Regions from separate parts of the Mus musculus genome. Here region 1 is linked to region 2. The links are chromatin loops, found by intact Hi-C in ENCODE. Cell type or tissue: left cerebral cortex. All regions are shown on one strand. Links, peaks and the distances in the headings refer to the core of each region. The heading gives the core; the rest is flanking DNA.

Region 1 (16,788 bases), core at 5,245-13,244, 52 kb before region 2:
GCATTCTGTAAGGCATTTTCCACTTTTTGTAAGGCCTGGTTAGCAGCTAGAGTAAGAGTCCTAGGGGAGGAGATATGAGGATCTCCTTCTAAAATACTAAACAAAGGCCTTAACTCAGCGGAAGGAATCTTTAAAAAAGGTCTGAGCCAATTAATATCTCCCAACAGCTTTTGAAAATCATTTAAGGTATGGAGGTGATCTCTTCTTATCTCTACCTTTTGGGGCACAATCTTATCTGGGGACACCACAGAGCCCAAGAATTGTCCTGTATCAGAAATTTGGACCTTTTCTGTGGCTATCTGTAAACCCCACTGACTTAAAGTTTTAAGTAGAAAAGGATATGCCTTTTGTAGCATGGTAAGGTCTTTATGGCACAGGAGGATGTCATCCATGTAAAGGAGCAAAATTAAAGAGGGGAATTGTTCCCTCACTGGCAAAAGAGCTTCTTGCACATAAAGTTGACACATAGTAGGACTATTGGACATTCCCTGTGGTAAGACCTTCCATTGATACCTCTTATCAGGTTCCATGTGATTAATAGAGGGGATGGTAAAGGCAAATCTGGGCCTATCCCTTGGACACAAAGGTATAGAAAAGAAACAATCTTTAATATCTATAATAATTAAATTCCAGCCACGTGGTAAGGCGGAAAGTACAGGGAGACCCCTCTGTACTGGGCCAAATAAGTTCATTTGCTCATTAATGGCTCTGAGGTCATGGAGCAGTCTCCACTTTCCTGACTTTTTCTTAATTACAAAAATTGGAGTATTCCAAGGTGAGGTAGAGGGTTCAATATGGCCTAATTTTAATTGTTCCTCTACCAGTTGAATCACAGCTTCTAGTTTTTCAGAGGATAGGTGCCATTGAGGAACCCACACTGGGTCCCCTGTTTTCCATGGTATGGGTCGTGCTGCCCCAATGGCCGCTAAGGAAAAACCCAGACCCTGTCTGTCTTGGTTTCCATTAGGTGAGATGGGCTCTATCCTTCCCTGTTCTTGATGTCCTAACCCTTTTCCTTCTTTATAACCCATCTTTGCCATGATATTTTTTGCTTTAGCTGAATACCCTCCTGATGGGGCGTTTTCATTGGACAAAATAAGGCCCAAATGCTGCATAATATCCCTTCCCCAGAGGTTAACCGGGAGTGGGAGCACATAAGGTATGAATTTCCCTTGCTGTCCTTCAGAGGATTCCCACGTCAAGGCAACGGAGCTTATAGTGGGACATGATTGATATCCTAGGCCCTGTAATGAATGAGATGACTCTGTGGTGGGCCATGCTTTGGGCCACCAATGTGTAGAGATTATACTTTTATCTGCTCCGGTATCAAGGATGCCTTCAAACTCTTTTCCGTTGATCTTAAGGCAGAGCTTAGGTCTATCATTTAAAGATACAACCAAATAGGCAGAATCATTTCCTGAGGAGCCCATCTTCTTTATCTCAGGTCCTGCAGATTTTTCTCTGGTATTATCAGGGAGGAGCAGCAGCTGAGCTATCCTATCTCCTTTACTAATAGAAAAAACGCCTTTAGGGCTTGAGCACAGGACCTGTATTTCAGGGGAATGTTGACAATCCATAACTCCAGGGTGGACTACTAAGCCCTGTAAGGTGAGTGAACCCCGGCCGAGAATAAGGCCCATGGTTCCCGGGGGCAAGGATGGTATAGGCTCCACCGGCACCGGCTGAATACTCATTTGAGGCATTAGTAGGAAGTCGGAGGCGGCACGCAGGTCCACCCTTGTGGGTCTTCCTGGGTCGCCTCTCTGACTGCTTCCTGGGTCCTGACAAACCGGTTCCCATATCTTTGAGGGCCCTGGGACCGAGGGCCCGATGACCCGTTTTTTGGCACATCAGTTGATTGACTATCAGGTGGGGGAAGGACTCTGCCCTTTATATCCCTCACAGAGCGACACTGGTCAGCTCTATGATAACCCTTGCCACACTTAGAGCAAAGAGTGAGAGTCCCTCCCTGTTTATCTGGAGCTCTGCAATCTTTCTTAAAATGCCCAGGCTTTCCGCAATTAAAACATGTCCTCTGATCATTTCTGCTCATGGAGCGGTTTTGGGATTGAAGGATGGCAGCCGCTAAACCTGCATTGCTGAGAGGTCCCCCAAGCTCTCGACAGACCCTGAGCCAGTCTTGTAAGCCTTTGTTCTTTCTTGGGGCTATGGCCGCTCGGCACTCCTTTGTGGCTTGCTCATAGATTAGCTGTTCTATCAGAGGCGCAGCTTGCTCTGACTCTCCAAAAATACGCTCTGCTGCCTCTGTCATTCTGGCCACAAAATCTGAGAAGGATTCCTGAGGTCCCTGGATTATCTTTGTTAACTGACCAGTGGTTTCACCTGCTCGAGAGAGCGCCTTCCAGGCCCTAATAGCCGTGGAAGAAATCTGGGCATAAGCTCCCCAATGGTAGTTTGTCTGATCAGCAGAATAAGCTCCCTGACCCGTTAACAAGTCAAAAGTCCAATCTCTCTGCTCTGGAGTCAAAGCAGCTGCGTTTGCTCGGGCCTGCGCTTGTGCAGCTTCGTGCCAAAGCGCTCTCCATTCCATATATTTGCCCATACTAGGGAGAGCGGCTTTTATAACCGTTTGCCAGTCAGCAGGAGTTAGTGCCATGCCGGCAAGCCTGTCTAACTGCACCAAGGTAAAATTAGCATTGGTTCCGTATTTACGGACCGACTCGGCAATTTCTTTAATTTGTAAGTATTCTACCGGAGCGTGGACACGCCCACCCTCGGCTCCTTCAAAGACCGGAAATGCCTGTTGTATTTTCCTTTGTTCCTCTCTGGGAATGAATGAGTCTGCGCACTGCCTCTCTGCGCACTGCCTCTCTGCGCATTGCTGACGCACTACGCAGGGCGGGGACTCCGCATAGGGCGGACCTTGAAGCCGACTGCCCTGAGGCCAATCAGCAAACTGGCCTTCGCCAGCCGCTTTTGGCTTTTTTCTTGACCAATTAGCTGGCTGGTAATGGGCTGCTTCTTCCTCCCAGTCTGTTTCCTCAGAGGAGAATTCTTCATCTGCTTCAGAACTACTAAGAGCTGGCTTCCTGAGCTCATCTAGTGACGAGTATCTCCTAGAGACCTCCGCTAATTGATCTTTCTTCTTTTCCCTTTTTCCTCTTTTTCTTCTAATCTCTCTCCAGGTATTCCTACCTAACCTTAACTTTTCCTCGGGTTCAAGACCCTTGGAAAGGCCTGTATACTTATTTTGTGTACCATATTTTCTCTTTGCTCCTACTCTCTCTCCCCGCTTTACTTCTGATAGCTTGTCCTGAATTTCCTCTAGAATTTTCAGCCCTATCTTAATCACTTGATAACATGTGAAAAGGAACAAAAGGGCTCCTAACACCAGAAAAAATTCAAGGCCAAACATATTCCACTTTACTTCTGATAGACTGTCTTGAATTTCCTTAGAAAGTTCAAGATCAGACTTACCTCGTAAAGCTGTACTCACTGGTACTCTCGTTCCCCAGCTGAAAAGTTCTGAATTCATACAGTTGAATCCTTCTTAACAGTCTGCTTTACGGGAACCTTTATTACCGCGACCCGCAGTTCTGGTTCTGGAATGAGGGATCTTCCTTGCGCCAGTCCCGAGTTTTTTTCTCGTCCCGGAATTCGGCACCAATTGTTATTAGACGCGTTCTCACGACCGGCCAGGAAGAACACCACAGACCAGAATCTTCTGCGGCAAAACTTTATTGCTTACATCTTCAGGAGCCAGAGTGCAAGAAGCAAGAGAGCAAGAAGCAAGAGAGAGAGAAAACGAAACCCCGTCCCTATTAAGGAGAATTATCCTTCGCCTCGGACGTGTCACTCCCTGATTGGCTGCAGCCCATCGGCCGAGTTGACGTCACGGGGAAGGCAGAGCACATGGAGTAGAGAACCACCCTCGGCACATGCGCAGATTATTTGTTTACCACTTAGAACACAGCTGTCAGCGCCATCTTGTAACGGCGAATGTGGGCGCGGCTCCCAACAGTCTGTCAAGAGCTGTGCACGTGAGACTGAGAAGCAAGGTCAGAGAGAACAATCAGCCCTTGCCGTCCTCGCCGGACCTTGGCCTCGATGCCACAGGTGGATAGACAGGAATTTAAGACTGGGGCTGGAGAGATGGCTCAGCAGTTAAGAGCACTGACTGCTCTTCCAGAGGTCCTGAGTTCAAATCCCAGCAACTACATGGTGGCTCACAACCATCTGTGATGGGATCTGATGCCCTCTTCTGGTGTGTCTGAAGACAGCTACAGTGTACTTACGTATAATAAATAAATAAATCTTAAAAAAAAAAAGAATTTAAGACTGGGTTCTGGGCCTGTACAACTAAAGCCCACAGACTTGTGGGACTGTGGATTAGGGGGTCTCTCACCAGGCTCCCCACAAATTCCCATGACTGTCCTCATGCAAATAGGTGCCTGCTCTTCTTGAGGTGGTCACAGAAAAACAGCTATTCTATGCCACCGCAAGCCCAGCATTTACACAAGCCTGGCTGTGCATGTAAGATAGAGGACCAGAGGACATGGCTGTTCCTGAAGGAGATCTCCATTTGCCTATGGAAGGAGACATCTTCACCAGGGCTTGATGTGAGGGTGGGAAGGCTGGCATCTTGCCACACTGCACCCTGAAGCTATTACAGCATGTGGGGAGACGCTACCTCAGCTCTGCTCAGGCTGGAGCCTGAGTCTCAGATGCACTCTCAATTCAGCTTGTAACTGTCAGTGTGAGGTCAGGCCAGGCACGGTCTCCACCAGTCTGTCACGTGCCCTTCTGACTTTTAGGAGGTGACAGGAGGTGCCATTAATTCATGTTTGTCAACTGCTCAAAAGTCCCCAGACAGAAGGGTTGCTCATGCAGAGTGAGGCCTGGGCCGGTGAAGCTCTGTGACAGCTGAGTGGCCGCACTGGTGTCACCATGTCACATGAAGACACTCATCATCTCTGCTTCTTCTCTGGAAATATCAGTTAGGAAAAAAATTAAATATAGAGCCACACAGAAAATAAGATAACGAACAGCCTGTTATCTTTAACCCAAAATGAATAAATATCAACACTTTCACAATTAACATTTTACTAGAATGAGAGAGAGAGAGAGAGAGCATGCCCGTGAGAGAGCAAGCTGTGAATAAAATCAAGGACAGGTGGCTGTTGAGCAAAGACTCTAATCTACCTTTGGTCCTTAAAATAGTCTTACTAACAACATTCTACCAATGTATTTTGGACTTCAAAAACTTCTTTTATGATTAAATTTCAATTCTGTGGTGTGTGTGTGTGTGTGTGTGTGTGTGTGTGTGTGTGTGTGTGAGCAGCCGACCCTGGTTCTCTGGAAGGAAGAACAGCAAGCACCCTAATGGCTGAGCCATTTCTCCAGACCCACTGACCCTTGTTTGTTTTGAAAGACAGGAGTTAAACATTTGCACATTCTCACCGTACCCCACCCACCAGCCTGTCACCCAGGGTGACCACTGTCACCCAGGGCGCGTGTCCTCTATGTCTACCTTCCATGTGTGTAATCGGACAATGCTAGTGGACAGCGTGGGGTTGGGACCAGTCAGGGCTGAAGACTGGGCCTTTTGCTTTAATTGTGCTCTCTGGTCTCTGTGAACCTCAGTCCCTCCATCTTTACTCCTCTTCTACTGGGGTAGGTTTTTGACCTACAGCATTGCTGTTTCTCTGGGGAATGGAGGCAAATTGCTGGGCTCAGTAAATGGTAGCAAGTACCACTGGCCATTTCACCCTTTCTCCCTCCCCTCCCCTCTCCTCCTTTTTCCCCTCCCCCCTCCTCTCCCCTCTCTCCTCTCCCTCCCCTCCTCCTTTCCCTTCTCCCTCTTTCCCACTTTCCCTCTCCCTTTCTCCTTTCTCCCCCCTCCTTTCTCCCTCCCTCCCCTCCTCCTTCCCCTTCTCCCTCTCCCTCTTTCCCTCTCCCTTTCTCCTTTCTCCCCCCTCCTTTCTCCCTCCCTCCCCTCTCCCTCTCTAGAAAGTTCCTGGAGAACAAGGACCCTGTCTAAAGCCCATATCCCTTTGAGCCACTCCTGGGGTCCCCAGGTCACTGCTAGGCTGACTGGCTGATCCTTACAGAATGTCTGGAAGCTTTTCTGTGTTTGTTCAGGCTCCTTTGGGGTTAGCGCAGAAACCAATTCTGCTTTGGGGACACCCAAGAACTCTGAGTCTAGAGAGGAGTGACTGCCCTAAGAGATTTGGAGTTTTTTTCCCAGGTCCTGCTTCTTCTCAGGCTTCAGGTGAGCAGTGTAGTGGCGTGGGAGAAATACTGAGAGCCACGCGGTTTGTTGGCACTTCTAGGCTCCACTCGGTTTCCTTTGCTTTCTTGGATTCTAGCCATTGAGGGTTCAGGTGCCTTTCTGCAAGATCCAACCCTAACCTAGAGCTCGCCCGCGGTGAGCCTCCAGGGCACCGATGTCCGTCTCCGACAAGGGACAGAAGGGGGCGACAAACCCGCACAGTTGGCCGGCGGACCATGCCGGGCAGTGCCTGAGCCCAGAGCCATTCTCCCCCTTTTCCCTGGTAACTGGACACTTCTTGTAGATTCCCACAGCACACAGTAGAGTGCACTCTTTGTGAAAACACCCCCGCCCCCCGCCCCCCCCCCCGCCCCAGGCCTCGCCTTCACAGAGTAGCAGAGGCTGTCACCCTACACAGCAGAACCATCTTAGATTCCTGTTAGTTCTTAAAGCAAGGCCAGAGCTTAGGACCCCAGGGGTGATGCTCTAGGGCAGAGGTGTGCTTGTCCAAGTCCTGCAGTTGTTTCAAAGGCTTTGCAATGATTTCATTTGTGCACAAGCTGGGAATAGCTGCAGAGTTTTGACCCCAAGCATTTAAGGTCTTTTAGCCCAGGCTGTCCTTAGCACATTTCTGAAACTCCATCTCCCCAGTTGCGGACACACAAATCTAGCTATCTTACGTTTACTTAGTATTTTAACACCCATTTTTGTAAAAACTACATAAAGACACCAACTATCCAAATGCAACGTTAATATTTTTGAAAATTATATATTAAAGAATTAACATCAGGCAGATGAGATGGCTCAGCCTTTAAGAGCCGGTACTGCTCTTGCACGAGGGGCAGCTCCCAGCTGTCTGCAACTTCAGCTTCCGGCTCATCTGAGTCCTTGGTTTGTCACAGGCACCTGCACTCATGTGCACATGCCTGCCCCACTTTGCACATAATTTAAACACATCTTAATTAACATCAACATAGAAGTGCTCCCGGAGCTTCCCCCCCCCCCCCCCCCCCCCCCGCCGGCCACTTTTGTTTCTGCGTCTGCACAGGCCAGAGGACTGGTCTGTCTCTAGTTCTTCCATATCTCAGTGAGTCACAGAGCTGGAATTTGACTGGGGTCTTTATGGCTCCAAAGGGCTAAAAGTCCAGTTAAACTAGCAGATCTCTGACAGGGTTGGGAGGCAGCCACCCATTTATGGTGCTGGCAGCAGCTGTGTGTTTGGACAGATGCTGATGGTCCATCGCTATAGGGTGCCTTTGATCTCTCCGGATATTTATGTTTCTTATGATTTTTTTTTGTGATAAGGAATTTAAAATCTCTTCTAACTACTTTGAATTATACAATAGAATACTGCTATGAACATTGTCCTGTGTAATGAAGTATCCGAACCCTTTCCTCCTGTCTGGCTGAGACTACGTATCCTATCCACTAGCCACTCTTTTTAATGCCTCCCCCCAGTGCCTGGGTCCTTTCCCAGCCTCTGGACCACCATTCTAGTTTCTACTTCTGTGGGCTCAGCATTTTCAGCAGAGTGAAAGACGCAGTGTTTGTCTTTCTGTACTTGGCTTAGTTCCCTGAATATTATGTGCCCCAGGTCCATCTGTGTTGACCACATGACAGCCCGATTACATTTTAGAGCTGAATAGATATCCCATCCTGTGTGTGAATGTAAATGTGTGCATGTATGGGAAAGAGAGGAAGATGCCACACAGCTTCTATGAGAAATGCTCATTCTGATCATTTCCTATATGTATGTTCGTCAGTCAGTCAGCCCATCTGTCTATGTATGTATGTATGTATGTATGTATGTATGTATGTATGTATGTATCTATCTATCTATCTATCTATCTATCTATCTATCTGGTGGTACTGTGATTGAACCCAGGGCCTTGTGCTGCTAGGTAAGCACTCTACCAAAGCGCTATACCACCACTTGGATTGATTGACTATGGTTTGTTACTGTTTCTGTGTCTTTGCATGGTCTGGTGTTAACCCCTTATTGGCTGGGTAGTTCCCAGAGCTCCACTCTGTAAGTCGCCTCTTCACTCTGACAGTTGTCTGTCTTCCGTGCAGAAGCATTCACTGTGACCTCATCCCATTTGTCTAGTGTTGATGTCTGTGCTTTTATTCCCATGCTTAACAAAAATACTTGCCCAGACTTCTGCCATAGGACACTGGCCCTATTTTTTATTTAAACGATTCAGGGGTTTTACATTTAAGCCTGACTCCATTTTGAGTTCCTCTTTATTGTGCTGGGGTTGAATCCAGGGCTTTGCACATGTTAGGCAAACATTTTACCACCGAGCTACATTCCCAACCTATTGATTACATTTTTGAGCCAGGTGGTGGTGACACATGTCTTTAATCCTAGCCTGGTCTACAGAGCTATGTCCAGGACAGCCAGAGGCTACACAGAGAAACCCTGTCTTAAAAAATCAACCAACCAATCAGCCAACCAACCATTCAACCAAAAAAAAAAAAAAAAAAAAAAAAAAAATCCAAAGGGTATGTATGTCCTTGGCACCTTTGTTAGAAATTAGGAATTATTTGGCCATGTGTGCTTTATTTCTAGGTTCTTCCTACATTCCATCTGTATTGGCTGGTTTTGTGTGCCAACTAGACACAAGCTAGAGTTATCACAGAAAAAGGAGGAAATGTCTCCTTGAGATCCATCCCTAAGGCATTTTCTCAACTAGTGATCAAGGGGGAGGGCCCATTGTGGGTGGTGCCATCCCTGGGCTGGTAGTCCTGAGTTCTAAAAGAAAGCAAGCTGAGCAAGCCAGGGGAAGCAAGCCAGTAAGAAACATCCCTCCATGGCCTCTGCATCAGCTTCTGCTTCCTGACCTGCTTAAGTTCCAGTCCTGACTTCCTTTGGTGATGAACAGCAGTATGGAAGTGTAAGCTGAATAAACCCTTTCCTCCCCAACTTGCTTCTTGGTCATGATGTTTTGTGCAGGAATAGAAACCCTGACTAAGACACCATCTGTCTGTCACCGTTTCTGTATGCCAGTACCAGACTGTTTACATTACTGTAGCTTAGGAATATGTTTTAGAGTCATGTCTTATGGGTCCTCTAGCTATATTCTTTTTGCTTAAGATCATTCTTTTAAACCATTTTCCTTTTTTTCCACTGAGGATGTGAGCCTCCCTGGCAAGAACGGGGAGGGTTTGGATGAGACTTTCTGAGGGGGTTAGGAAAGTGGCTCCCAAGCCCATTTTGTCCCCAATGTCAGCAGCAAGCAGTATTGAATGTGACCTCATGGCAGGTATATGTGCATTTAATGCAATTCTGTGCCTCTATTATAGCAGCAATATGTTATGCACATTGTAAAGCACATGTTTAAGTATCAATTAAAAATGTGGGAAAGATAATGCAAGTGTACTTTGCAATGTCCTGCTTTACTACAGTCATTAATGAATATCTCAAGGGCAATTTATACTTCGGATTAGATTTCTTATTCCCAATATGAAAAGCAATATTTCAAACCGAGCTGGTAACTTACACACTGTTAACTTGTGAGACATGAGTGCTTGTCATCGTTGTCCCTTGTAATGTGACGGATTAAAGACCTCCCTTCCTCTCATATGCCTTGTCTCACATAATTACTACTCAACCAAGATTTTTTTTTAAAGAGAAAAAGCATTTGTACTTCTTGCACATTTTGAGATGTTTGAGGACTTAAGAACTAGATCTTGGGTAGAGCCACTTACTCGGGTTGTCTGTGAGGGTCGTCTTTCACTGGAGAGAAAAGCAGGGGTGAGGCTGCCACCTTCCTCAGAGCCCCTCAAGATCCTGATGGTTTGTGAATGATGACAGTGGGACCGTGTGAAGCTGTGAAGACCACTGCTTATAGACCATTCCCTGCTTTTGGTTTACAATTTTTATTGTTAAAAGTCTTTAGTTTGCGGCTGGAGAGATGGCCCAGTGGTTAAGAGCATTGACTGCTCTTTCGAAGTTTTCTGAGTTCAAATCCCAGCAATCACACATTGGCTCACAACCAACTGTAATGAGATCTGATGCCCTCTTCTAGTGTGTCTGAGGACAGCTACAGTGTATTCATATACATAAAATACTTATTTATAGTAGTGAATACATCTTTGGGCCAGAGCGAGCAGGGACCGAGCAAACAGAGTTGACCAGAGCAAGCAGAAGTCCTAAAATTCAATTCCCAGCAAACACATGAAGGCCCACAACCGTCAGTACAGCTACGGTGTACTCATATACATAAAATAAATAAATAAAATAAATATTAAAAAAAGTTTTTAGTTTGTTGGGCATAGTGACACTGCCTTTAATGCTGGCACTCGGGAGGCAGAGGGAGGCAGATCTCTGTGAGTTTGAGGCCAGCTTGGTCTATACAGCAAATGAGGCTCCAAGCCAGTCAGGGTACAGCAGTGTATACAGCAACTGAATCCAGGACAGCCGAGGAGTTCAGAGGAGGCATTAGATCCCCTAGACCTGGAGTTACGGACTTGTGAGCTGCCCATGGGTTCTGGGAACAAGAGCAGCGGCCAGTGTTCTCAGCCCCACCCCCATCTCTCCAGCTCCCACAGAATCTTTCCATTTCATGAAATCCCATTCACCACTTCCCGTGCTCGTGGGCCCTTCTTAGACAGTACTTGCCTGTGCCTACATCTTAAATATTTCCCCAGTTTTTCTGCTTCCGTCTCTAGGTGTCAGGTCTCACATGAGGGCATTTAATCTATTTTGAAATGATTTTTTTTAATGGGCTGAATGATAAGAATCTATTTTCATTTTTCTGTTTTCCTAGGGCATCTATCATAGAGGAGGTCTTTTTCCTTTTTCTTTGGCACCTTTATTGGAGGTAAGGTGGGTTTATTTCTGGGTCTGCTATTCTATTCCTTCAGTCTGCCTGCCTATTTTTGTACCAGTACCATGCTGTTTCTGTTACTATGCTCAGAGGTATAATTTGAAGTCAGGCATTGTGATCTGTGCTCTTGGCACACGGTCCTCTATGCTCTTTCTATGTGGAATTACTTTGGCTCCTTGGGCTCTTTAGTGCATCTGTGTGGATTTTTGGGTTGTTTTAGCCAGTTCTGTGAAGAAATGTCATTGTTTTGATGGGGATTGCATTGAATCTAGAGGTTGCCTTTGATAATGTAGACACTTTCAAAATACTAACTCTGCCGATCACAGGCACAAGAGGCTTCTCCGTCTTCTGGTGCTTTCTTAACCTTTTTTCTTAGAGGTTGAAAGTTTCCATTGGCGAGTTCTTTACTCTCCTTGACTAAGTTCATTCCAAATTGTTTATTTTGAAGTCATAGTGAAAGGTATTTTCCCCTGATCTCTTTCTTGGAAGGTTCATTATTGGTGTTTAGAAAAATCTACTGAATTTTGCATGTTGATTTTGTGTTGTCCCAGGACATTTTTGAAAGCATTTTTTTTTTCATATCTGCAAGTTTTCTGGTTCGGGGATTTTTAAGTATAGGAGCACATGGTATGAAAATAGTGACAATTTGGCTTTTCCTACTTATATTTCCTTCCTTTCTTCCTTTCTTTCCTTCTTCCTTCCTTCCTTCCTTCCTTTCTCTCTCTCTCTTTCTTTCTCTTTCTTTTCTTTTCCTTCCTTCCTTCCTTCCTTCCTTCCTTCCTTCCTTTCTTTCTTTCTTTCTTTCTTTCTTTCTTTCTTTCTTTCTTTCTTTCCTTCTCTCTCTCTCTCTTTCTTCTTTCTTCCTATTATTTTATCAATGTTGCTAAGACTTAAAGCAATACAAAAGCTGAGAGGATGGACACATGGTCTCATTCCTGTTTTTTTTTTTTAAGAAGTAGTTTTATTTGTTAATAACTTTAAAAAGTTAATGAAAACAGAACACATCATTTCTCCTCTCCTCCCTCCAATTACTTTCATGTCCTCTTTTCAATTCCTCTCATGTCCCCCCTTTCTTCCTTTCAAATCCATGTCTTCTTTTTCTTAGTTATTATTATATATTGGGGACTTGTCCTTCTCTTGATAGTCATTTGTTGCCTATAGCTTTTTATTTAGGGTGGCCCCTTGAGATTTCCTCCTTCCACACAAACACGTCTATCGGTGTTGTCATTGTTTGGATTTTGTGGCCATATTGTTATGGTGTCATGGGTGTAGCTTCTCTGTCACTTCTAGGAGGCAGAATCATACAGCAGACTCCTCATTCCTCTGGGTCTTGCAGTCTCTCTGCTCCCTCTTCCTTGGTGTTCTCTGAGCCTTAGGTGTAGGAGGTAGTTGTGTTGCAGATGTACCTATCGCGCTGAATGCCCCATGATTCTCTATATTTTGTTCAGTTATGACTTTCTGAGATGGTCTCTATCTGCTGCAGAGAGAAGCTATTTTGATGAGCAGTGAATAGCTACATTTATCAGGAAAACGAGACTTCTAAACAAGAAATGCTTTAGAATTTTTCCCAGTTACTATAATTTGGCTGTAGTTTTCTGGTATACAGCCTTACTATGCTGAGATATGTAAATGTCGCTTTTACTTCCTCTGATGAAGTGATGAGATGAGAGCCATACCCAGGCTGTGCACACACACAGCTTGGGCTGAGCCCAGAGCGTTTCCTTCTCTGTTCTAACTATCCCTAGGCCTAGGTCTGGAAGCTTCTAGCCTCGGTACAATCTGATCTTCCAAGCTGACGGATTCAATTTGGCTTCTCTCAGCTTCTGACTGAATTGCTCTACCTGGCCTTATACTAACTCTGGAGTCTGATCTAAGCTTCTGGCTCCTTCTCATTCTCTGGCTCATTCTGTCTTCAGCCGTGTCTAGCTAGTTCTCTCTGCAACCTGTCTCTGTAAAACTGTTCCAGTAAAAAACTGGCGTACACACACATTGCACGCCATATACCACCTCTCTCTCTCTCCCTCTCTCTCTCTCCCCCTCTCTCTCCCTCTCTCTCTTCTTTTAAGTAGCCTATTTGTAACTTGAATTTTTTCAGTTTCCACTTCAGTATTTCCTGTGCTGTTCTTATGTGAGTTGGGCATATCCTATATCTGACTTTTACTGTCAAGTCTTTCTCTGACGCATCACTTTGTCTATCCCTCAATTAGAGATCCCTTTCAAACATGGCCGCTTTCTACCACAAACTAACCTTACCTTAAGTGTTTGGGATTAAAGTGTGTATTAAGGTCATGTCTATATTCCAGCCAGAGGCACTAAAGGTGTGTGCTAAGGTGTATTCCAGCCAGGTCGTACTATAATCCAGGTCGTGTCTGCATCCCAGCTGGATCATAGTCCTGGATGTGGTCCCTTGCCAGAACAGCCATGTCCCTAGATTAAACTTCCTCCTCAGAGATATATTATTTGAATTCCTAGTTTCTATCATGAAGGGGTAATGAACTTTGTCAAGAACCTTTTCTGTATTTATTGAGATGATTTTGTGATTTTGAGTTTATTTATGTGCTAGATTATTACATTTTTTGTGTACAAAGTGAAATGCATTCCTAAAATGAAACCAACTTGACTATAGTGTACGATCTTTTAAACATATAATTGAATTCATTTTGCCAGTGTTTTATTGGTTATTTTCTTTTTATTTACATCTGTGTTCATTGGGGGAATTGGTTTATAGTTTGTTGTTGCTATATCCTTAACCAATTTTGATATCAGGCTGGTACTGACTTCGTAAGATGGGTTTGCTGGCGTTCCCACCCTGTGCATCTAATCTGGCATCAAATCCATATGATCTGAGCTTTTCTTCGCTGGGAGACTGTTTAACACAGGTTCAGATTTGTTCCTCACTGTAGATCTTAGGTTGCTAATATCTTCTTGATTTAATTTTGATGTGTCACAATATATAGAGGAACCTATTCATTTCTTCTAGATGTTCAATTTTTTAGACTACATGGTTTCAAAAATGCTCTCTGGTGATCCTCTGGATTCTAATGGTATTTTTTGTAATACCAATCCCTAATTGTTTTAAATTGGCTTTTCCTCTTGTATTTGGTTACTATGGCTAAGCCTTTGCTAATCTTGCTTATCATCACAGCAAATTTAATATAAAACTCTTTCTGGCAGAGTTTTGGGTGCATTTTCTACCTTCCATGTTTAGGAAGATAAACAGGAAATTCTTTTAAAGGCATAAAAGGCAGAAAGAGGAGGTGCTGGCTCCTGTGTGCATATGGGCGTTTTGCCTGAATACATGTCTACATGCAGTGCCCAAGGAGGCCAGAAGAGGGTGTTAGATGCTCTTCAAACAGGAGTTACGATGGCCATGAGCTGTCATGTGGGTGCTGGACCTGAACCCGGGTCCTCCACAAGAGCAGCCAGTGCTCTTAACTGAGGAGCCATCAGATTTTGCTTCTTAATCTAGGCAGGTAGTGGACATGTTTTAACTGGAGCACCAACACTGTTTTCGTGGAGCACCATGATTGACGTGGATTTGCTGATTGCTGTGGTTTTGGCCACACCCTGACCTTCTCTTTCTCTCCTATGCAGCTATGGATCTTCTTACTCACTGATTTAGACATAATCGATTCTCGTCTAGTTCTCATGTATTCATCTATATCTGTCATGACATTTATTCTTTCCTGTGCTCTCATAATTGAGATTGTTTTACTTCCTCGGTCTGTAAGATTTTTCCCTAAATAGCTTCTGTAATGCTGGCTTGGTGGTCCTGAATTTCTTTAGTTTGTTTTTTGCCTTGAAATGACTTTGTTTTTCATATATGTGTATGTATTTGATGTATATGTATATATGTATACATACAGACTTTCTATGTATCCCTGAATGGCTTGTAACTCAATATGATACCCAGCAGGAAGTGCTCCTAACTACTGAGCCATTTCTCCAGCCCTAAAGTTGTTGATGAATTTTAAAGTAGTCTTTTGAATTCTTTGCCCAGCATGCCATCCATGCCTGTGTTCTTGTAGTCAGCATCCGAGCATCTGATTAGGAAGTTAGGGTGTTGTCTTGCTCATCCCTGTTTCTTTAGTTTCTGTTTTGTGATTCATGCATCTCTTGCTATAGCCATTTCTTCTGGTTTATTCTGGAGTATTTTCAGTGGCAGGCTTTTTTGAGGATCAGTTCATAATATTAAGCAAAATGAAGAAGATAAACAGTGGTTACAGCAATAACACCAAATAGATAAAACATTTTGGTAGTATGGTAAAGAAAACAAATGCACAGACATTAAATAAAAGTTAAGAAGAAGACTAAAAGAAAAATCTTTTAAGAAAGCAAATAAAAGCTGTGACAGCCATGGAACTAACGCAGAAAGAGCGTGAACTGAGTCGCTGGGCTGCTGAAGAGATGGAGGTGCCCCTAGCAGCTCGCCCCCTGGAGTCGATGCTGCGTAGGCTGTGTCTGAGTCAGGGCGCTGACATCTGGGCCTACATTGTGCAGCATGTGCGTAGTCAGAGGAATATCAAGACGATCCAGGGAAACCTCCTCTGGTATGCCTATCAGGACAATCCAAAGATCCATCGGAAGTTGGAGCTGGAAGCTACTGCGGCCCGCCTTCGGGCAGAGAACCAAGAGCTAGACCAGAGCCTGGAGCTGATGGATCAAGAGTCTGAAGCTCAGGATGTAGCCATGACACAGACACTGCAGAACCTGAAAGACACCCAGCATCGAGCTCTTCTCCTCCAGGCCCAAGCTGGGGCTGTACAAAGACAGCCACGTGGGTTGCAAGACCCCATGCAGCGGCTGCAGAATCAGCTCAAACGTCTGCAGGACATGCAAAGGAAAGCCAAAGTGGATGTGACCTTTGGACCTGTGGTGTCAGCAGCCCCAGCCCTAGAGCCTGAGGTGTTGGGTGATGTCCGGGCAGCCTGCACCCTCCGAACTCCTGCAGAACCTTCTGACTCCCCGGGCCAGGGGAGGCAGCATCCTAAGCCCTTGTGATGACCACGTTGGAACATCCTATCAGCAGTGGCTGACCTCAGTTGAGACACTGCTGACAAACCACCCTGCGGGCCACGTCCTGGCCGCCTTGGAGTACCTAGCTACAGAGCGGGAGTCAGAGATCCGGTCCCTGTGTTATGGGGATGGGCTCAAAGAAGAGGAGCTGTCCAGGCCTCAGGCACCAGAATCTTCAAACTCCAGCCAGGTTCTGCTGTCCACTGTCCATCTCATGCAGGAGGGCTGGCAGGCTGTAGGTGCATTGGTTACCCAGAGGAGTGCACTCCTGAGTGAGAGACAAGTCCTGACTGGCCGCCTCCAGGGCCTAGTGGAGGAGGTGAAGAGACTTTTGCTGGGATCCAGTGAGAGGAAAGACCTGCTGCTGGGGCTTAGGCACAGTGGCCTATGGGCAGAGCTCAAGGCTCTTCATGCCCAGAGCCAGGAACTGGAGAGTGCAGTTGGACAGCGGCATCTTCTGCTGTGGGAGCTGCAGGCCAAGAGGCAGCGGATCCTACAGTGGCGTCAGCTGGTGGAGGAGAGGCAGGAACAGATCCGTCTGCTCATCAAGGGAAACTCAGCCAGCAAAACTCGCCTGAGCCGGGGTCCAGAGGACCCTGATTGACCAGAAGCTTGTCCCCACCTCTGAAGCTGTGGCACCACAGAGCCAGGAACTACTGCGATGCTTGAAGGAAGAAGCCAAACATCTGCCCCGAGTTCTCCTGGGCC
Region 2 (16,788 bases), core at 3,725-11,724:
AGGATTAGATGTAATGGCTGTGCCATTGAGGGACAGCTCATTTGACAGAATCACTGAGGACATAATTTCTCCGATAATTAAGGTATTTTTCTGGAAAAATTAACACCAATGTTATATTTGCATTAGTGTTAGCAATATGTTCAGTGTATTTACATACTGCCTTGAAAACTCACAAAGCCCTCAGGGTGGGGAGAAGGGGACATATGAGGAAGACCTGACTTGTCACTTCTTTTCTGGGTCCATGTTGCCACCCCTCACTCCTGCCCACCTCACTTCCTTTTCCAAGGGATGAGGAGTTGAATGAAACAGTTGGTCAGGTTAGATCATCTTCAGTCAAGGTAAAAGGTTGGGGTAGTGTCCTGCCTAGTTTTAGGTCAACTTGACACTGAAAGGAGGGAACCTTAATTGAGAAAATGCCTCCATAAGATCCAGCTGTCAGGCATTTTCTTAACTAGTGACTGATGGGGGAGAGTCCAGCCCATGGTAATCCTAGGTTCTATAAGAAAGCAGGAAAAAAAAGGAAAAAAAAAAAAAAAAAAAAAAAAAAAAAAAAAAAAAAAAAGAAAGCAGGCTGAGGAAGCCATGAAGAGCAAGCCAGTAGGCAGCTCCCCTCCACGGCCTCTGCATCAGTACCTGCTTCCAGGTTTCTGCCCTGCTTGTGTTCCTGCCCTGACTTCCTTTGATGGTGAACTGTGAGGTGGAAGTGTAAGAACCCTTTCCTCACCAACTTGCTTTTGGTCATGGTGTTTCCTTGCAGCAATAGTGACCCTAACTAAGACAAGTAGCTCGTGGCAAATGTTGTGGGAGAGGTCTGAAGACCATACGATGTGGCTGTGAAGGAGGTCTGGAGTTCAGAGTCCGATGTGTTCATTTATTTGGTAGAGACACTATGTTCCATAATACTTAGGGAGGTGACTTGACATAGAGGGTAAAGGGTTGATACTTTATGGATCACAGACAAATTTTACCAGCGTCAGAGAAGGTGAAGGGAAGACACTAGAAAACAGAGAGACGGGAACATTTTTAGTGCTGTTCAAGCATGTGTATGTGCGCATGTGCATGCGCATGCGCGCATGGTAGTCTCAGTTCTCAAACACTGTGAGGAAAAAGAACAACAAAAGAGAAGTCAGAATAAAAAGGATTGTGCAGACCTTTGAGGCCTTTGGGAACTATCGTGTGTGTTCTTCCATGGCTGAGCCTCTCCTCGGCCACGAGGCACCAAGGATGGTACTAGATGCTATGTTAGGGGTAGAGAACTAAGACCTTAAGCCCCTCCCATTCTAGGATTGGACAGACAGGTGTTTATTTTAAAAAACCCAGATGGTTCAAGAGAATTTCTAAATTTGCACCATTGGGCACCAGGTTTCAAACTAAATTTGGGTTCTGCCTTACAGCCTTCCTGTTGCCCCGGGTTGAGAATAGCCTCCCACTTCACGGCCATCTGCTCCCTTCACGTCTCTGCTATGAGTGGCGTCTCCAGAGTCTTCCCACAGATAGGACAGAATCTTCAACAAAACACACAGGGCGATTTCATGTTTTCTGACAGGGGGCTCCCAGATGGGCCCCAATAAGAAAGAAGTAGTTTACACTTGATTTGATAGAATGGGACCCTCTGTCACTCTTGTGTTGAGCTGTGTCTTGTACTGCACAGTCCAGGTCTATGCATCTAGGGGTCTGACTTCTCAGAATTCTTTTTCATAAACAGGCAAGTGCTGATGATGGCCGTCTGCCCTTCACTGTCAATCAAAGCTTCCAAAGTCCCTCTGTCCTAGGTACAGTTGGCAGAGTGTGGTAGAAAACCATTTAGGGGTATGTTTTTGTTAGTAACCTCTCCGTCACTGTAACAAATACCCAGTTTGTGAAGAGGAAAGTTTTATTTTAGCTCACAGGTATAGAGGGCTCAGTCCATAGTTATTTGCTCTTGGTTGCAAGCACATTATGGCAAAGAGGGATTTTTAGAGCAGCGCTGTTCACCCCATAGGTAAGGTACAAGAACAGGAGGAAGATAAGGGGTTGGGATCCCACGAGCCTCTTCAAGGGCATGTCCTTAGTGACTTGAAGACCTCCCACTAGGCCCCCCCTCTTAAAGATTCTGCCACTCAACATCCTGGGACCAAACCTTAGTACATGAGTCTTTGAGGGACATTCCAGATCTCAAGCAATAGCAATATATATTTTTTTGGTTTTGTTTTAGAGATAGACTCTCATATTGTATAGATTGGCCTCATGTTCACCATCTTCCTTCCTCACATCCCCAAGCAGTGGGACTCTAGGTATATACCCCATGCGGTCTAATATCTTTAAACACACATTTTCTCCCTCTCCCTCTGTACTGGCTAGTTTTGTGTCAACTTGACACAGGCTGGAGTTATCACAGAGAAAGGAGCTTCAGTTGGGGAAATGCCTCCACGAGATCCAGCTGTAAGGCATTTTCTCAATTAGTGATCAAGGGGGGAGGTCCCCTTGTGGGTGGTGCCATCTCTGGGCTGGTAGTCTTGGTTCTATAAGAGAGCAGGCTGAGCAAGCCAGGGGAAGCAAGCCAGTAAAGAACATCCCTCCATGGCCTCTGCATCAGCTCCTGCTTTCTGACCTGCTTGAGTTCCAGTCCTGACTTCCTTGGTGATGAACAGCAGTATGGAAGTGTAAGCTGAATAAACCCTTTCCTCCCCAACTTGCTAATTGGTCGTGATGTTTGTGCAGGAATAGAAACCCTGACTAAGACACCCTCCCTCCTTCTCCCTCCCTTCCTCTCCCTCGCCCCATGTGTGTACATGTGCACATGCGTGCACACATAGTTGCATGTAAGAGTAGAAGTATGTACATACTATATCGAGCTATAGAGGTAGGAGGACAACCATGAATATGAATTCTCATCTTCCATTTTCTTTGAGTCAGGGCCTCTTACTGTTTGCCACTGTTTATGCCAGGCTAGCTGACCCATGAGCTCCCAGGACTCCTCTGTGTCTATCTCCCACCTTGCTGTAGGAGTACTGGGATTACAGATGTGCACTGTGGTGTCTAGCTTTGCTCTGGTCCTCACACTTGGATGGGAAGGGTTTTATCCACTGAGCATCTCTCTAGACCTTTTCCTTTTGTAAAGATGACAAAAATAGGCAACGACTTAGCTTCAGCTCTGATACCAGTTTTTTGAGGAAAAGACTCCTTTATTGTTTCCAAAGCACTTCCCCTGGATGGAGTGGCCCTCACCACTCCTACAGACCTTGAGGCAAATCGCACTGTAGACTTTCTTGGCTTCCCACTCCTTGATTCCCTTTGACAACCCAGCATTTTCATCCTAGTGAGCTCAGGGTGGAAGGAGAACTTAAAGGCCAATTTGAAGAGAATAAGAAGTCACACAATGGACCCACATGACCAGAGGCACTGAATAGAGTTGGGTGTAGGCGTCACCATTTGGTTTGCCTTGATAAAGTCAGATTCAAGGTTGGAGAATTTATCATGAGCCTCAGACTTTCTTCTAAGCACCAGATGTCAGGGTTATCTTGCCATATCCCACTAACTGCTCAGATCATATGCCTAAGGGGAATTGTCCCATTTCGCTTGACACCAGACTGGGTTCTGAGTGTAAGAAGGAATAATTATAGCTCAAATAAATGTGTAACAATACCTAGACATAGACAGCTCACCTGGCTTCTGACAGATTCTGTTTCAGAGAACCAGAGCAGTGTCACTGGAGCAGACAGCCCCCCCCCCAAAGCCATGTCCTCATCCCTCATGTCCCCTATTATGCATGACCCTGACACCCAGTGTGAGCAGATTTGGAAATCGAAAAAGTCCAGCTGATTCATCTCATCAGAGGTTTTCCTCCACAATGGCAGGCAAGAAAACAGATTCCCCAAAATAGAGTTTTCAGCGGTTGGGGCACATCTTGGTATGTAAACCTGAGCTGTGAACCACGTCTTTCCCTGGTGTATTTCTCCTTGTAAAGAGCCTTGTAATGAGGACTTAAATATTCACTGTCTGATGGTGTACCCAGAGCCATGCCCTATTGGCACCAGACCTCACAAACTGAACGGCACTGAAAAGGTGCAATGCATTATGGGAAACAAGTGGGGTGGGTACATCTCAAATTTTGTTTCAAAGATACGGTTTTGTTTTGTTTTGTTTTGCTTGTTTGTTTGTTTGGTTTTTTTTTTTTTTTTGGTTTTTCTACTGGGCCTTGAGTCAGGTAGCATATGAAGCCAGAACTCACTATCCCCAGCCCCTCCCTCCCCTCTATGTGTGTGTGTGTATGTGTGTGTGTGTGTGTGTGTGTATGTGTGTATGTGTGTATGTGTGTGTGTGTGCTGTCTTCCTAGGACTGAATCTGCCACTGTCAAGACTCGGCTCTCTCCCCTGGCTGCTAACCTTTCAGAGCCTGGGGTATATCATGCTTTCCTGGAAAGGTTTTTCCAAGTCTTTGTGGCAGCTCCCACTTCTCCCTCACATCAATCAGCACCAATATACGTCTTGCTAAGGTGTAGTCCCCATGCTTGGCACACAGTAGGTGCTTAATGGATGAGCTGATAAAGTGCTATCCTGTGTCTCATTCTCCTCCTATGTCTGACACTGTTGAGACCAAGTCACGTTCCCTTTCCTGTCTCCTCTGTCTTTTGTCATTCACTTGCCTTACAGAATGCCAGCAACAGCTTAGCTTTTGCTTAACCTTCTGCCTTAAAAAAAAATGACTTTAATTAACTTAGAAATTTGACTGGGTGCCACTTCTCTGAAGTCTTTTCAGGTGAAATAATACAACTCTGAATGATTTGCTTCTTCCTTTGTCTTCCAAGCAGCTTCAAGGCTATCGAAAGAGGGAGAGAAACTACAGACAGACCAGTGCCACACCTTCATGGCCACAGTGTCAGCTCTACTGTGATACTCTTTGCTTTGTGGCTCTTATCGTGGCAGATGCTTTCAAACTGACTTGGGGTTGCATATTATTGGGGTCATAGCTCTAAGAACAGACATTGAGAAGACCCTGTCTTGCTTCCTTCTGTCTACTATGCGACACACAGATGTGTCCTATGCACAACTTGAATCAGGCAGACTGCTACATTGCAAAACCCACCACAACCCCATTGTTAGTCCTTCCTGCATAGACCTCCACTTGTCTCAAGGTTTTCCCAGAAGGACAACTTTCTAGTTAGATACAGAACCACAGGAGTGATCAGTTGGAGGAAGAGACTCATGCCCGGAAGTCTCTCTTTAGCTAAGCTGGTCTAATGAACCTGGTGGGAACCAGGGTTGGGGTCCTTGCCTCTCCTTGACTTTGAATAGACCCTAAATCCTATCCTATGTCATTCTTCAGCCTGTCAGCACTCATTTGATTAGCAAGAAAACCACTGCTCACTTTTGCTTTAATTTTTAAAAAAATATTTCCAGTGAGATAAGAATTAGAAGAAGAGTGGGAAGCTGAGGCAGCCAGTCACCATGTGTTCCCCTAGTCGCCACCCCACTTAATTGCTTTGATTAGATATTCATGAAGAACAGTTGTGAGATGCAATGCGTGTAGGTTTCAAATAGAGGAGACGTGTGTTGGGCATTACCTCCTGCCCCTGAGTCCTTCAGAACTCCATCTTCTTCCTCAGGTACTGCCAGTCTCCTGAATTTTGAGTTTACGGCTCACTTCCTTTTCAAACACTGTTTTTTGTTTGCTTGCTTGCTATATTCCTGAAAAAAAAATCTGTGGCATAGTTTTGCATGTCATTAGACTGTGCAAAGTGGAAGCATAAGGTCTGTGTTTTTTCTAACTTGCGTTTCCCACTCAGATAATTTGTCCTTCCGAGTCACCCGGTTATTGTGCGTCCCTGTTACAAATTCCTATTTACTATTCACATAAGGCATATTCTAATGAGGGAGGATTTCTGGACTGTTTCCATTAAAAAATAATTGTAGACAGGACTTTCTGTGGCCACTTTTACATGTGTCCTGACCTGGACATGTACTGAAGTTATGTGGGGTTTTATTTTAGGGGGTATGTTTTAATGGCATATTTGCATCATTAGTCTCTCTCTGAGACTCATGGTTAGGAACAGCTAGCCTGTGGGTTCCTGGCCATGGCAGACGGAATCACTGTTTTGTTCTCTCAAAAATAAGTGATCTCTGGTCTCCTGGCTTTTAAAATTCTAATCAGGTAGGAGTCCCTTTCATTGGAATAGTATCTTGCAGTTGATTAGAAACCAGGCATTCCTACAGCCAGAACTGTTTAATATGAAGTTATTCAAGGAGTTGCTGAGGCAATATTCTGAGAGTCTGCCTATAAGTGTGTAGCACTTGGAACAGCAGTGGGGCCAGCTGCTAATCTTGTCTCTATTATTCTACAAGTGTGCACGTACGGGAGTTTGTGGAAGGCACTTCTCTTCCTCAGGGCACGTTGGCTAGTTAAAGCAGCGCTTACAAAAGACACTTAAGAAAGAACGGAGCTTAGGCAGTTTTCTGTGGCTGCAAAGAAACACCATAACTAAGACAACTTATAGAAGAAAGAATTTAATGGGGTTCACAGTTCCAAAGGGTTAGAGTCCATGATCACCATGGAGGGGAGCATGCTAGCAGACAGGCAGGCATGGCGCTGGAGCAGCAGCTGAGAGATTACATACGTATCTGCAAAGAGGGAAGGAGAATGGGGAAGGGAGGGAGGGAGGGAGGGAGGGAGGGAGGGAGGGAGGGAGGGAGGGAGGGAGAGGGAGGGAGGGAGGGAGAGAGAGAGAGGGAGAGAGAGAGGTGCTAACTGGGAATAGAGCAAATTTGAAAAATCAACTCACATATCTTGGGGTTTTTTAAACAGCAATAACTATGCAAACTTGGCTCAACTCTTGAAGTCATTTCTCCAGGGGTTGGGATGTTTTTAGACATTATGATCCCTACTTTAGTATGCACTTTTCCCATGCACGTGTTCGTGAGTGCAGGTGCTTGTAGGATCCAGAAGAGGGCGTCAGATACATTGGAGCTGGAGTTATGACAGTTGTGAGTCAACAGTGTGAGTGCTGGGAACTGAACTCGTGTCTCTAGCCCTACCTGCCTTTATGTTTGCTTCTAATTCACCCCCTATTGCCTGTCTTGGTAATCATCATTATCATCAATTATTATTATTATTTTAGATTATTTTATGCATATGCGTACACTGTTGCTATCTTCAGACACACTAGAAGAGGGCATCAGATCCCTTTACAGATGGTTGTGAGCCATCATGTGGTTGCTGGGAATTGAACTCAGGACCTCTGGAAGAGTAGTCGGTGCTCTTAACAGCTGAGCCATCTCTCCAGCCCCTGTTGGTTTGGCCTTTTATTGCTGTAATAATATGCTTAGCCAAGCACAGTTTGAGGAGGAAAGGGCTTATTTCAGTTTGCATGTTCTAGTCCATTACCAAGGGAAGCAGGGCAGAAACTCAAGACAGGAACCTAGATTCAGGAACTGAAGCCGACGCCACGGAGGAACACTGCTTACTGGCTTGCCCCTCATACCTTGTTTAGTTTGCTTTCGTATACCATCTAAAATCTGCCCAGAGGTGGCAACCCCTTTACCAGTGTGCTGGGCTCTTCTGTCTTAGTTATTAATCAAAAAAATGTCCCATAGACCCACCAGTTTGTGGAGGCTATTTCTTGGTTAAGGTTCCCTCTTCTCAGATGTGTCTAGGCTTGTATCAAAGGTGACAAATCCAGCCAGGACACTGATCTGTTCTTAGTGTCTAAACACACAACACATTTCTCTCAGTCTTATTGTCTTGATGATTCCAGAGTGTCCCGACCAGCTGTAGCCCGGGCAGGTAACGCCCCACCATGTTACACAACCTTCCATCACTGTAACAAATCAAAGACAGTCAGCTTCTAATGAGAGGAGGTGGATTTGGGCACACAGTGGGGGTGTTGCCAGTTCATGCTTGTTATAGGATCCCTTGCTTCTAGGCCTCTGATCTAGGGTCAGATCACGGTGAGTGTGCAAGACAGAGTAGAAGTTTCCACATCATGGTCAGCTTGTGACACACAGAGAAGGAAGAAGGGGTTGGAGTTCCCCCCTGAGTGCATGTTCCCAGTGACCTGCAGACTTCCCACGAGGTCCCACATCTTAAAGCTTCTATGGTCTCCCAATAGCACTTGACCTGGGGAGCAAATATTTTGACATGTGGGCCTTTCAGAACATTCCAGCACCCCAGCATGCATCCCTCCCCACCCCTCAGCAAATCCCTTCTGGCTCCCCGTCTCCTGGATTCAGAAACCTTTCTCTTTGCCAATCCTCTTATTTTGGTGGGATGCACGCATCCTTTAATGCTTTGCACCGCCTTCAGAAAGGTTGCATAGGAAGTGTTTGGAGATCTTACATGTCTATAAATGTCTTTGTTCCGCCCACTCGCTTCATTTTAGCTTGACTATATAAAGTCTGGATTACAAAACATTTTTCCAGGCACACTTATTCTCAAGTTCCCAGTGCTGCAATTGAGAAGAAATCTTGACTTGTTTTGAGGTAGGGTTTTGCTATGTTGTCCAGGGTAGCCTAAGCTCTGGACTCAAGGGGTCCCTCTGCCCCACTAGGGCTTCTGGTCGGATCCACAATGTATGACTCTCTTCTTTTATTTTTCATGCTTTATCTTTTGAAATTTGCTGACCCCCCTCTTTTCTCAGAACATCTGTAGCATTATCCCTTATTCATAATGGAGTAAAATTTCAGTGTATGTTTCTATTTTCGACTGTTGCATTGGGAGCCTCACAGGGCTAGCTCAATGTTCAACCCCATGTCTGCTATCCTGGGAAACCTCAATGATCCCTTTCTTCACAAAATGAGCAGAGAGCAGCCCACGATGCTAAATCGTTCTTTTTAGATGTTGGAGCTTGTGAACAGTCTTGTTTTTGTTTTCTTACCTTTTCTTTCTCTTCGCTCTCAAGTTTCCCATAGACTCTTTGGCTGCATTTCTGAGAGTTTTTTCTTTTCTTCTTCCTTTTTTCCAATGTTAACTTGTTACTACTGAGATTTTCTTTCTGCCATGTTACTTTACGTTCCTTAGCACATGGGGGATGTTTTAGGGTTTATTTTTGTCTCCCCATAAATCCTGCCTCCTCTGGTTTGGCGTTTTCTGCTTGTTTGTTCTGACCCCTCTTTCCTTCACCTGACCTAGGTCCCTTTCTGTATGTCTGAGAGAGGTCTCCTTATGGTTAGCGGGGATTCACATGTGCTGGGTAAGGTGTGGAAGGTGGTCCACTGAAGTGATCTGGCTGGAACATTTCCGTGTGGGGCTTTCTTACTGTCAATGTCTTTAGATCATTATCTTTGGACCAGCTTATAACAGGAAAGATGCCTCCCATATCCTGTCTACAGGGTAATGTCTGCCTAATACACGGAAGTGAGTGGAAGCAGGCCTGGGTAGTAGAGGTGGCTCTCAAGGGTATAGACCTGCTATGTATGTTTTAATATGCTATCTCTCACCACCACACCCAGTACCTCAGTGTTTTACACCCCAGACTCAGCCTTGGGCCTCTAACAGAGATGAATGAAGAGTAGCACTGGGTGAAGGAAGGGTTGGGATCCAACTGCATCTTAGAGTTTCATGCAGACCCCCATGCTCGAGCCCTACACCCAGCCCCCTCCCAGGGACCTGTTGAGGGGTCAGCTTTCTTAGCTTATCCACCCGCTGCCTAGGTTTTCTTTCCATTTGCTTCTGACTCTGCCCCATTCTGGGTCTTCTTTATGGTTTGGTGGGGTTTGCAGAGACAGAAGGAGCTGTTTTTAGTCTGCTTTGTTCATGTTGGTTTATTAGTTGAAACAGGGTCTTTCTATGAATCCAAAGGTGGTCTGGGACTCACAGTCCTCCTGCCTCAGTGCTGGAGTTAAAGATGAACTACCAGTAGTATATCATCTTCAATCTTCCTTGTTCTCCCTTTAAAAATGATGGTAGATTATGAAATAACGGGCTTCGTTGTGATATTTTCATACTTTTCTCATGGTTACCCTACCACCACCTGCCCTACCCTTGTTCTCCTTCTGACGATCCCTCCTCCCCAAATAGTCCTCCTCCTGCTTTCATGCACATGAGAGAAAATGTGATGTTTGGCCTTCTGACACCCATTAATCTTCCCTTGTTCCCCCTCAATCTCTCTTTATATCCTTTCTCCTCTCCTCTCCTTCCATGACATATCCAGATTTTTTGATACCTGGCGGGTGGTGGTGGTGTATGCCTTTAATCCTGGCACCATATTTTCATATTTCACACACACACACACACACACACACACACACACACACACACACACACACATACACACACACACACATATATATATATGTATATATATATATATATATATATATATCTCACCCCCCACACTTTTTTTTTCATTGTAGGGAAAACACTAACAAGCCATCACTCTTGGCTTTCGTGGGTCTCTTGGTCTGCTAATTAGCTTGACTATATAGTTTGGCTAGTGGACTGGTACACATACTACTCACACACATAACAAATTGCTTAATGCTCTTGAGAAGGGACTATGAAGGACTGTACTCATGTGCACCCTCTACCATTTTTTGAGACAGGGTTTCTCTGTGTAGCCTTGGCTGTCCTAGAACTCACTTTGTAGACCAGGCTGGCCTCGAACTCACAGAGACCCACCTGCCTCTGCCTCTCAAGTGCTGGGAATAAAGGCGTGCGCCACCACCACTACCAAGTTCATGTGCTCCCTTTTAAGGGAAGCAAGTTGTGTTACTTTTTTGAAAGTGGTGCCTGTGGTTTATGTCATGGAGGAACAAAGGAATTGTCATTGTGTGGGTCCAGAATTTGTTTTTGCCTGACTGGCTTTTCAGAGGTGGCAGACATTGTTTTCCTTTTCTTGGGAGATGACTTGGCAAGGCCATGTTTAGTTCACTTGCTTTGCTAAGTACCTCCAGATATGGCATTTAGGTCCCCTCAAGTTTAGAATTTGAAGCATAGAATGTTTATATCCAAATATAAGGAGGAGGAGGAGGACTCTTGGAGGCTGAGAAGAGGTTGCTGAAGGTACAACTCCTGCTTCACATTTCCAGACTCAGCTAGGAGTGTGTGGCTGTAATATTAAATATTTATCTCTGTAAATGACAGGTGGATGTGCATCATATAGGATCAATGACCAGAAACATTAAATTAAAAAGCAGACAAGCTGTGAGAAGGTCAGGGAAGGTGGCTTTTCTTTCACGCATCTTTGCTTTATCATTCAAAATTTAACACATTTGGTTTTGGTATTCAGAGGGCTTGAGGTGCCCATGTCCTGTCTTGATATCTCTTCTGCCCATTCCTGAGTTTATTTACTTCTTTTAACTGCTATTTATAATTTTATAGGTAGCCACAGGAGGTTAGTCCTTAAAGTCTATTAGTGTATTGACAAGGTTTATGGTGAGCATTTTCTTATCATGTGTGGACGGATATGGTTGGGCTTTTCTTCCATAGGGTTTGTCTATGGCAAGCATATTGTATAAAGATGGAGAATAACAGCAACAACAACACACACATACACATATACACACATATACATATATACACAGACACACATACACATGCATACACACACATGCACACACATATACACAAACACACACATTCATATATACATACACACATACAGATACATGCACATACACTCACATACACACATACACACGCATACACACACATACATACACAAACACATATACATACACACTTTTCCCTCCTTAATATAGCTACCAACTTGTTTTTAAGGCATCTCTAGTTTGCCTTCTCTTGATGTCACATGGCTGTGTGACCTCAGCTGATGTGTTTCTGGGGTTCACAAGTGTTCAAGGTGATAGAGCTTAAGAACACACATGACATATCTCATGACATATCTCAATGACCTGGAGCATTGATGGACTCTATAAGCAGATTATAGAACATTAAAACATATTTCTTTAAAGCTTACATTCCAAAGAAATTACTCAAATCACATGAGTCCATCTAAGCATTCTTTATATCCTGATATATTTATCTTGATATGTATCATATATCAAACCACTGATATCGATGGTTGCTGGGATAAAACAAGGTGAACAGAAGCAACTTATGGAACAAAGAGTTTATTTTGGCTCATGCCTCCTGATAAGAGTCCATTGTGATGAGGAAGCTTGGTATGGATGCAAGATTACCAACCATCGGGTGTGGCCTCAGGAGGCTGAGAGCTCACATCCTCAACGGTAAGCATGAGGTAGAGAGAGTGGACTGGAAGTGTCTGATGCTTTTCATCTCAGAGGCTGCTCCCACTGACAGTACTTCCTCCAGAAGGGCTGTGCCACCTGAACACTCCCAAACAGCACCACAGCTGGGGACATTTCTCATTCAAATCACCATCCCATCCCAGATGGTAACTCAGAGGCTGGGAAACATTTCTAGCAGTGAACAGTCACAACTGGTCAGAGAAGGCTTTCTGGAGGCAGGGTATGAAGCAGGATTTGAATTTTAGAAAATTTTGAGCATATGTCAGAGAGGAATACGTGTTTGAAGAGGTTCCAGGGGAGGGGATGCATCAAGCCAGGCTGGCGGGTGACCAGGAGAGTCCACTGGAGGACTAGAGAGGGTCAACCATATAGTCAGCCAGGAATGTGATACTTTGACAGAGGATGAGCTTAGAGACCGGGTTGTTTGGTTCAGTGATTCCTAACCAGAGCATTTTAAAGCTACCCTGGCTGGGACTCGACCCCAGAGATTCTTGTTCAAGAGGGCTGGTGTGGAGTTGAAGGGATCTATTCTTGGGAAAAGCTCTTCAGCTAATTCCATGGCATTCAGTGGCAAACCCCCGTGAAATGGGGGTGGATTGCAATAGCTCACTTTCAAAGGAAGGAAGCTGGGATAAGAAGGGTTAAAGCAAGAGAGAGACTGTGTGAAGCAAGAACAAACAGGAAGTGAGTCAATGGGGGACCACGCTCTACTCCAGTGTGTCCCTCAGATTAGCACAGGCTGGTTGGTGTCCAACTTGTTCACAGCTGTGTCTGCCTCACTTATAACTCCACCCCAGGAAGTAATTACACTCACTACATGGTTCTTTGAGAAATTCATAATAGTTTTTTAAAAAGAGACATTTTCAGCACATCATTATTGCTGGTGTTACTTTTATTTGTAATGCTATAAAAGCAATTATAATTTCTCCTCTGTATTTCTATTCAGTTATTCCCTTTAAGAGTTATAACATACAGAGAAAAGACATTAGGAAAAAAATCTTCAAGTTTCTGTTGGATGGAGATAGACAATGCCCATAAACAACACAGCTCTAACTTGTCCTTGAATATCTTTAGAGTAATGGGAGACTCAGAGATATTATTATGCTCGATCATATTTAAGCCAGCTAGGTACTTCTTAAGTGCATTTAAATCTTGTTTAGAAACTAGAAAAAAAAAATAACTGGTTCCACCACAGATCCTTTCTGTCAGAGCACAATGTTTCATTAAAAGGCAGAGAAAAGAGCTGATGTAAAATCTTCCCTTTTTGGGATGCTGATTCTTTTTGTCATAGAACAAAGACTGACTGCTAGAAATATTTACATATGCAGCCCTCAGGATCGAAAAACTTGAATTTGATCAACAGACACATCTACCACTTGCTATATTTTAATTTCACCCCCCATGACTCAGCATTTCTAACTTGTCTTTGAGAAATTGAAAACAAAGTTTTCTTCTTTGTGAAGTGCTTTGTTTCTTTGGAATTAGTCCTAGTGTGTGGCATGTTTTCGCTGCCTTTCTATTGCTGGGAAGAGGCACCACGACCAAGACAAGTTTTAAAACAAAGTGTTCAATTGGACTCTTTGCTTACAGATTCAGAGTGTTAGAGTCTGTGATCATCATGGCACGGTGTGTGGCAGCAGGCTGGCAGGCATGGTGCTAGAGAAGTATCTGAGAGATTACAGCTGGTCCACAAGGTGGTGTGTGTGGGTGTGTGTGTGTATGTGCACGAGCATGTCTGTGTTACTGAGAGTGGCTTGAGCTTTTGAAGCCTCAAAGTCCACCCCCAGTGACACACTTCCTCTAACAAGGCCACACCTACTCTACTAATTCTTCCCAAACAGTTCCACCCACAGCTGGGGACCAAGCATTTGAATATATGAGCCTTTGGGAACTATTTTTATTCAAACCACCACATGACATAATTATAAGTGACTGTGTGGTATACCCCCCATACCCCCCCCACACTCCCCAGTGTAAGACCATGGACGTCTCAGAAATGCCATGTATCCTGGCTCTGCATCAGTCTTATGAAGGACTGCTCAAGGAATGTTGCAGAGAACCTTGCCTTTGGGCTATAAGATTCGCAGCAATTACGATGTCCAACCAAGATTTGTCTTTTGAATATGCTCCGTTTATTCACACAAACATTTCTTCTAATAGCATGATAATATACAAGTTAAGTAGCTGTCTTGGCGGTGGGAGCAGTTATTTGGGCAGAAATGCCACTGCAAGGTTTCACTGGGGAATCTTCTTGGTGAGCATGATTTGGAAGTTTCAGGCTTGATTCATGCCCATCGTGAAGTCTTGTAGCTATGACAGGCTGGGAGGATGGTACTGGTGGAGGTCTCAGGAGGTTTTTGAGATCTAGGCCAACAGCTAGGCTGGTGCTGACAGGTGGGCCTGTGTGGGCTCAGTGGCAGTGCCACTGTTCAGTTTAGTTCAGTGGGCACTGAAGCTAGGGCCAAACACAAAGTCTCAGGTTCTCTTGCTGATGAGCATCAACAAAGTGGTCAGAGAAGCTGAGTCTTGGGAGCACGGTAGTGCCATCCCAGAGACAATCCCCAAACGTCCAGTTTTTGTATCACTTCACTCTGGAGGTAACTTTGCCCTATCAGGCTTCACAGCTTGGTCCTGGTTCACCAGCAGATCAAACACCACCTTGGGCTTAGCTCATTAGCATATCAAGGCCTGTGTGTGTGTGTGTGTGTGTGTGTGTGTGTGTGTGTGTGTGTGTGTGTGAGTGAAGTGGGGGTGGGTAAGCTCCTATCTAAGCTGCCAGGTGGCCTGCCAGGGGCTTGCTTCTGAGGTCTAGCTCTTATCAGAGCCACCTGGTGGCAAGCTCAGGCATCATATGATTTCAAGTCACGTAAAACGGCTTTTGAGTCTTACGAATTGGTTTTTAAGTTATGTTCCCAACAAGCGTGTTTAGGAACAGGAGTGTTACCAATCGGGCAGCTGGTGTCCTTATTCTCTACTGGGCTAAGAATTGTCAGCAGACAAGGAGAGGCTCTGCGAGGGCTACCTTTGGGAGGTTTTGCATTCTTTGGCTTTTATCTGCAGAGTACAGTGGCAGCTGGCAGGCAAGAGCAGTAGGTGGTGTTCTCTAGTGTTACAGCTCTCAGGCTGGCCCAGGGTCATGGGGCCCTGGGCTCTCTAGGTGTCAACTGCGTAGAGTTGACAATCCAAGGCTGGTGTTCTACCTTCCTGAGCTCCTGTGCGAAGGATATCCAGGGTCTTCAGTCCTAGAGACTGACAGTTCTTTAGGATTCTCCTGGTGAACAAGGTGTGTAGTTTCTCTTCTCCTGCCTCCTTCTGCATCTGCAGTCCTTGTTTCTGCACTGGCTCTCTCTTTCAAACTGTCTGCTTGTCTCCTGTCACTATGGCCGATCTCATGGGTGCTGCGTTTGGGAAGCTGCTACCCACACTCCTTTGCTGCTGGAGTTTCTGCTGCTCTCATCAGCTGGTCATGTGGCTCTCTCTCTCTTCTATAGCTGCCAGTGAAGCCAGCTGTTGTGCCACTTTTGTGGCTTGGCTTGCTGAACATCAGAGCTCTCTCTTCAGCTGTCAATCAGGTGGTTGCTCCACTGCCGTAGGCCTGCTAACCGCTCTGCCATAGCTGTCTCAGCTGGTTTCTTTCATATGTGCCCCCCCCCTGGTGTTTCAGTTCTCACATAGACCTCCTGTTAGAAGACTAATCTTCTGAGAAACCTGGCTTAGTGGCTTAGGCCCATTTATTGAGGTGCTAAGGAATGCCACACAGGAGGGTGCTTCCTAAGTCTGAATAGACTACTTATGTTGGCAGAGAAGGGGGCATTTGGACCAATCACAGAAAACCTGTCATGCAAATGCAAGCCTGTATTTGTACCAATCACACTATTGTCCTTTTGGCATCAGTTATGTGAGACCCCCCAACTTAAAGCGTTTCTCCCTGAAAGGTAAAGCCCCTAGACATTCCCCAAACTTGTTTTCCCTGATCTCTAAAAATACAGCCAGAAAGACGCTCTTTGTTCTCTATAGCCAGCAAAAAGCTTTTTTTTGTTGTTTCAATACCTTACAATCAGAGATGCGATAATTGTAAAAAGACCTAGCCAGGCTCTTGCCTGACTCCCTGTGCCAAGGACACCCCTCCCTCCCCCCTGCCCCCCAGAAGAGTGGTAGCCAGACATCTCCCAACTCCTCCCATCTCTCCTCCCAACCCCTCCCAATTCCTCACTTTTCCTTTAAAAGCCCCCTGCTGTTGCAGCTGGGGGTTGAACTCCCCTGCCCTGCACTGTGTAAGGAGTTCGTCCTCAGTTAGATGATAATAAAGCCTCTTGCAGTTTGTATCAGGTGTGGTTTTCTCTCAAGTCATTGGGGTGCTGGCCAGCTCATCCCGGGACTTGAGCGGAGGCCCAGCTTCGGGGGTCTTACAGTTACAGCTGTTCTTCTGGTTGGCCATCAGAAGCGCTCCTTCCCTCTTCTGGCCTAGGTGTACAGGGTTGCACGGTCAGATAGAGTTCATTAAAGCGTGTGGTAGAAAAAAGTCTCATATACACTGTCAGTCTTGGCTAGGGCTCCATCTACAGCTTAGAGCAAGCAGCTGTAGTTAGCTTCCTAAGACACTCA

What was found. A loop is a pair of places that touch in the nucleus more often than their neighbours do. Peaks named below come from ENCODE experiments on the same cell type or tissue, not always from the same donor. Only the 100,000 strongest peaks of a DNase experiment are listed, where the experiment ranks them.
Region 1: it touches region 2 in a loop (2.3-fold over the local background); 3 of 42 quality-filtered maps call a loop at or near these places.

The regions. Positions count from the first base shown.
Region 1 is chr1:181,266,626-181,283,413 of GRCm38, forward strand. It overlaps the pseudogene Gm8146. Among named protein-coding and RNA genes, the nearest start is that of Gm39718, 12 kb to the right of the region's middle. In left cerebral cortex, for the core only: a CTCF peak has its summit at 6,427 (motif pointing right); DNase peaks (open chromatin) are centred at 6,455, 8,893 and 9,226.
Region 2 is chr1:181,319,920-181,336,707 of GRCm38, forward strand. No RefSeq gene overlaps it. Among named protein-coding and RNA genes, the nearest start is that of Cnih3, 24 kb to the right of the region's middle. In left cerebral cortex, for the core only: a CTCF peak has its summit at 6,951 (motif pointing right); DNase peaks (open chromatin) are centred at 8,308, 8,882 and 9,371; H3K27ac peaks cover 787 bases.